Linked DNA regions of Mus musculus: region 1 is linked to region 2. Evidence: chromatin loops called from intact Hi-C (ENCODE). Cell type or tissue: left cerebral cortex. All regions are shown on one strand. Links, peaks and the distances in the headings refer to the core of each region. The heading gives the core; the rest is flanking DNA.

Region 1 (2,908 bases), core at 302-2,801, 110 kb before region 2:
ACTTCCTGGGATCCCTGTCTTTTCCTCTCGTCTTGCTGCAGGAGTGCTGGGATTGCACACTGCCTCATCTGGCCTTTACTTGGGATCAGGGGATCCAAATTTAGGTTCTTGGGCTTGCAAAGCAAGTACTTTACCCTCTGAGCTCTCTCCCCAGCCCTTTAACTTTTGTAAAACAAAACAAAAGAACAACAACAACACACTGCTGACCTCCTTCTTCAGTGACAGGGTCCTGAGAGAGGACCGGGATATTAGAAGATAAAGAAGGTAATCAAGCTTGTGAGCAGGAGGTCTTGCACAAGCTATGCCTTATGCCTAGCAAGCTTATTAGAAAGTACAGCATCCTATACACTATTTCCAGAGGAGATAAGGGACAGAGTCAGCAGAAACTATAATACAGTGGGACAAAGTCACATGAGGCTTATCAAGCAGTGTTGGAGAAGGGGAGCCCAAGGTGCCTCAAGAGCAGTACAGACTGAGCACACACTGTCTCAGGAATGATAACCCCCAGTCTTTTCAGGGGGGAAGGCAAGTTCCTAGGAACGGAAGCTAACTCGTTTGAGGCCCAGGTCTCAGCCCCAGGCTGTCCTTGCCAAGTCAGCTCCTGAGCAAGGACAGAGAACTAGGTTCCTTTTGTCTTTTCATCGGGGCCTCTGAGAAAGCCTTGGATCAGTCTGGCTCTCAGCACAGACCATCCTGGGCACTGAACAATTGTTTGGCAATTTTCAGATACTTTTGTAGAGCAAGAGCCCTGTGGGCACTATTGAGGTGGTTCAGCAGGCAAAGCCCTTGTGCACATGTCTGGTCACCTGAGTTTTGTCCCTAGAACCCACATAAAGGTGGTAGGAGAGAATCTACTCACATCGTATACATGCAATAATAATACATACAAGTAAACAAATTGTAAGAGGTCATAACGTTTTCCTAATATCACCTACAATATGTCCGTTGCTGCTTTACAGAAATTAATTCATGGGATCCGGATGGCAGTGTGACAAGTCCATTTTACAAAGGAGCCAACTGGGATTCTGGGAGATGATGGCTTTGAGTTCTGTGTGAAGTGTTCATTGAAGCTACTCTGGAGAGCCAGTGGGGTTCCCTTGGGTTTCCAGCCTCCTCCTAGTCTCCACTCCTCTTTGCCCCCCTTTTCTTTATCCCTGGTCCCCCTCACCTGTCTTTGCTTTGTGTGAGAACCTGGCTGTGCTTTCCTAGACGGCCCACCTCCTAATAGTCCCACCCTCTAAAGGCCAGGCATTGAAACACATGCATGTGTGGGGGCCTTGTAACAGGTGCAGTGTCAAGATTTAAAGCAGAGCTTGGCTGCTAGGCCACCTGTTGAGGGTCACTTCTCCCTCATCTCTTATCTTCCTATTGTCTCTGATCCAAGGCTCACTCCTCATCAGGGATCATGTTGCTTGTAAAACCGATTCAGCTTAAGTATCTCTGGTTCAGACCCCAGCAGCGTGTAAGCAACCCTGCAAGCAAAGGTGAGCACTCTCTGGCTCCCTTGGGGAAAAGAAGCCTTCCAAATCCACTGGAAAGCCTGGCAATAATTCTCCCAGCCAGCAGAGGGCAGCAGAACACATCCAAAGTCCTTGCTTTAAAGTAGGTGGGGCTGGCCAATCCAACCACACTCCTGTCATTGCTCATGGGCAAACCACCTGTCTGACTTTATTTTCTGAAGTCTGGGGACCCTGAAGGTTTGAGGGTTGAACTTAGTACCTTGCACATGCTAGGCAGGTGCTCTACTACTGAGTCATATCTAGGCTTGTCCCAGAGGACAACCTCAGGTGCTGTTCAGCAGGCTCTGCCCTGTTTTATTTTATTTTTTTTAGACAGGCTCTTTCATTGTTCTGGAGCTTTCTTTTTTTTTTTTTTTTTTTTTTTTTTTTTTTTTTTTTTTTTTTTTTTAGATCAAGTCTTGATTTTTATTACTTAAAAAATGTGCATATCTATTTTGCTTTCTGACTCTGTGCTTGTGCCTTCAACACTTTCACAACGATTTTCTGCTCCTCAATAAGGAAAGCCCGCTTGATCCTGTCACGGACACACTTGGCACACATGGAGCCGCCATAGGCCCTGCTGACGTGCTTCTGTGTCTTAGACAGTCTCATAAGGACTTTGGGCCGCACAGCACGAACCCCTCGAAGTCTGCCTGGGCACACGCCACATGCGGATTTAGGTGCTTTCCCAACCTTCTTGGTGTAGAGGTAAACAATCCTGTTGCCAGGGGTTCGAGACAGCCTAGTTTTGTTAGAGGCTGTGTTGTAGGAAAGCCTACGGCGGTATGTCAAACGCTGGACCATCCTGAGTGCCTCTGAGCACCGTCCCCGGAAGAGTTCTGGAGCTTTCTAAGCAGCAAAGCTGGTTAGTCAGCAAGTCCTGGATTCCATAAAAAATAACTTAAAAATTTAAAAAAATGTATTGCATCTTATTATTGGTGCCTCTCTCTCTCCTTTTAAAAGTTCACATATGCCTCGTGTGTGTGTGTGTGTGTGTGTGTGTGTGTGTGTGCCCTCGCGTGCGTCCGTCTGTCTGTCTGTCTGTCTGTCTGTCTGTGATTTCTGAGAGAGCAATAGTAGCTGGAGATGGGGAGACCCAGTAAGCAAGCCCATGTCTGTGCAAAGGCCAGAGGAGGAGTCAGGTGTCCCATTCTGTGACTCTCCATCATATTCCCTTGAGGCAGCATCTCTCATTGAACCTGGAGCTAGGCTAGCAGGGAGCAAGCCACAACCATCAATCACCTGTCTCCACCACCAGAGAGCTGGTGTAAAACTTCTTACTGACACGCTTCCGTACTGCTTCAACTAGGAAAAGCAGACGTAAACACAGAATCAAGAAAGTCAAAATAACCTTGTCACTGTGTAACACGCATGTGCTGGTACCAAGACTGTGGTGGACTCCAGCAGTG
Region 2 (2,908 bases), core at 178-2,677:
GTTCAATAAGAGATCTTGTCCCAAGAGAGAGGGAGAGGGAGAGGGAGAGGGAGAGGGAGAGGGAGAGGGAGAGGGAGAGGGAGAGGGAGAGGGAGAGGGAGAGGGAGAGGGAGAGGGAGAGGGAGAGGGAGAGGGAGAGGGAGGGAGAGAGGGAGAGAGAGAGAGAGAGAGAGAGAGAGAGAGAGAGAGAATAACAGAGGAAGATGCCTGATATCTCTTGCCTTACACATGCAGGAACACGTACCCATGTGCATACACACAAGTCAAAATTTAAAAGGAGTTGTTGTTTGGAGTCATTCCTCAGCTACATAGTGAGTTTGAGGCTAGCCTGATCTACTTGAAACCCTGTCTCAGAAAATAAAAAGATATACACAACACTGCTTTGCAACCCAGCAGCTAGGAAAAGGCAAGTATCATTCACCGTATCATCTGTGAGCCTCAGTTTTTTCATCCAATATATGATTAACTAGGAAGCAAGAAAATGAAACATGAGCAAGGTTTAGGTAGAGAGGGCAAAAGAGGTTTTGCCTCAAGCATGCTGTGGTCCACCCGGGTCTGAAATCCTTTCAGAAACTGGGTTTCTAGGAAGCTTTGTTTGTCGTGGGCCCGAGGGCGTGGCAGAGGCAGAAACTACAGGTGCGGGGATGGGGGTGGGGTCGGGGACCGGGGGAGCCCGGGAGCCTGGAGGAAGCTTTAGGGGAACTTCAGCTTCGTGCTGGCGCCGAATCTCCCCCGGTGGCCGCTCCTCCTGGAGGTCTGGGCGGGGCGCTCCTCCCCAGGGCACTCGCTGCCAGACTCCCCTCCCGGTGCCTGAAGCCAACCCCGGGGGAGACTACAGAGCAGAAGGGATTCAAAGAAGCCTTGTCAGGTACAGGTGTGTGCATTCCGGGCCTGACAGCCGCCTCCCTGCCTGCTCTCCTGGCCGTTTGTCCGAAGGCGTTCTGCTAAAGAAAGCCGCCTTGTTTAGCGCAGTTGCCAACCCGGGCTTCCTGCCCGCTTTCCTCAGGAGCTTGAGCTGGCCGGGTCTCTGTGCCTTCAAGCCCATCGCATCCTTGTTGCTTCGGTGAGACGAGTTAGACCTATAAAAGGCGGCGGAGGGAAAGAACTCAGCCTCTGCCCACGTAAGCCTGAGTCCCTAGCTAAGGGCATCCCCAACGTAAAGTCTGCTCCAAAAGCGGGGACCCCAGCCAGCGCGAACAGAGGGACGCAGGCGTGGACCATCCTTAGGAAGACGAGTTTCCCATCCAGCCTCTAGGTGGCAGGACTCTTCCCGAGACGGCAGAGAAATAAGGCTGGGCATAGTCCTCAGAGCGGCGCGTGGGCAGGGGAAGCCTCGAAGATAGAACATTTTAGTTCATTTCCAAGTTGATCAAGTTCCCACAGGAGTTTAGGGCTTAGCGTCTACGGAATGCACCGCAGTGGGGCAGAAAAGCCATGGTCCCAAATCAGGATTCGTGCTTCCAGCTAGTGTTAGCAGGCGCTCTCCTCCCAATTCATTGAATTCTTAGGGCACGCCCTCTTTCTCTTTCCCTTCTCTCTTCCCTCACTTCCTCAATCTTCTCTAGGGGTGAATCTGCATAAGGAATGCATAGATGCATAAGGAAGTGTCATCTCTCCCCTCCTCCAAATACATTTCTCCATCGTGACTCACAGCCTAGCTAAGAACCCCCTACTTCATCCTCCCTCCCCCCACCCCCGTTCTCTGAGAAATAAATTTTATAAGCAGAGAATGAAAATATAAGTGCTCAATGGTTATAACCCCGTGCTAAGTTTTACTAAAGCTCAAGGAAAGTAGTCTGGGAAAGTTAAACGAGGTTTCATGGAGCTATTGGGTCTGGATGAAGGAGCAGGTTTTTGAAAGATGCTGGAAATTTCCAACAGTGGAGAGAAATATAGACCACCAGGCTGGACCGTATTTGTAGAAGAATATCACTGTCTTCAGGGGTGTGAGTGTCTACACTGACAACACAAAAGAATCATCACAACACTAGAGCTAATTAGAACAGATTGTAGAACATACCAGAGAAGTCTGGTCAAATGGGTCCTTGAGTAGAGTGTTTGCAATGCACAAAGCCCTGAGTTCCGTTGTCCCCAGCGCTGCATAAACCACAGGCAGTGGTACATGTAGTAAGAACTCAGGAGGCAGGAGACTGGAGGATCAACTAAGGAATGCTGAGACCTGGAGAAATAGTCTTCCCCAAGGAAGAGCACACTAATTGTTTGTGCCATACCAAATGTCAGCCCTGAAAACATACATACAAGCAACATGCAGACTAAGCAGGTTATATTCAGGTATGTGTATATACATCATATATGCACGAAACAACAACAGAAAAGCCCACACCCACAGTGACACACTTGCTCCAACAAGGGCACACCTCCTAATAGTGCCACTCCTTGGGCCAAGCATATTCAAATCACCACAAATAGCAAAGAACATTCTGGAAAGACACAAAACCACCTAAACTTCATTATGTAAATGCATTACATGTGTATTCTGAATACAGAGCAGACAAAGCACAAGGAAAACAGAATCACTATCTGAGGTAATTGCAAAATAATGTTGCTGTCATACTCCAAATTACAAAAAAGCTCCATTTTGTTTCTTCCAGTCTCCCTTGTAATTGTAATAGCTCCCCCCCCCCCAACCTCCCCCAGGACTGGGTTTCTCTGTGTAGGCTATCCTGGAACTCACAGAGATCTCTGCCGGCCTCTGCCTCCTGAGTGTTGGGATTAAAGGCATGTGCCACCACTGCCTGGCATAACTGTAATTTTAAAAATCATTTATTTTTCTTAAAGTATCCAGAATTTTCTCTTTCTGGTTACCTTTAATCCTAGCACTTTGAGGCAGAAGCAAGTGGATCTCTGTGAATTTGAGGCTAATCCGGTGAATTCTGGGCTAGTCAGG

What was found. Hi-C counts contacts between places; a loop is a spot of excess contacts. Peaks named below come from ENCODE experiments on the same cell type or tissue, not always from the same donor. Only the 100,000 strongest peaks of a DNase experiment are listed, where the experiment ranks them.
Region 1: a loop joins it to region 2, with 2.0 times the contacts of the local background. A loop is called at or near these places in 19 of 42 quality-filtered maps.

Annotation. Positions count from the first base shown.
Region 1 is chr6:71,124,005-71,126,912 of GRCm38, reverse strand. Rpl34-ps1 (ribosomal protein L34, pseudogene 1) reads right to left here and starts at 2,324. Exons shown (of 1, transcript NM_001199350.1): 1 at 1,912-2,324. The coding sequence starts at 2,303. The coding sequence ends at 1,950. In left cerebral cortex, for the core only: a CTCF peak has its summit at 1,558 (motif pointing right); a DNase peak (open chromatin) is centred at 1,565.
Region 2 is chr6:71,011,246-71,014,153 of GRCm38, reverse strand. No RefSeq gene overlaps it. Among named protein-coding and RNA genes, the nearest start is that of Gm23485, 27 kb to the left of the region's middle. In left cerebral cortex, for the core only: a CTCF peak has its summit at 1,246 (motif pointing right); DNase peaks (open chromatin) are centred at 1,036 and 1,217; H3K4me3 peaks cover 1,055 bases.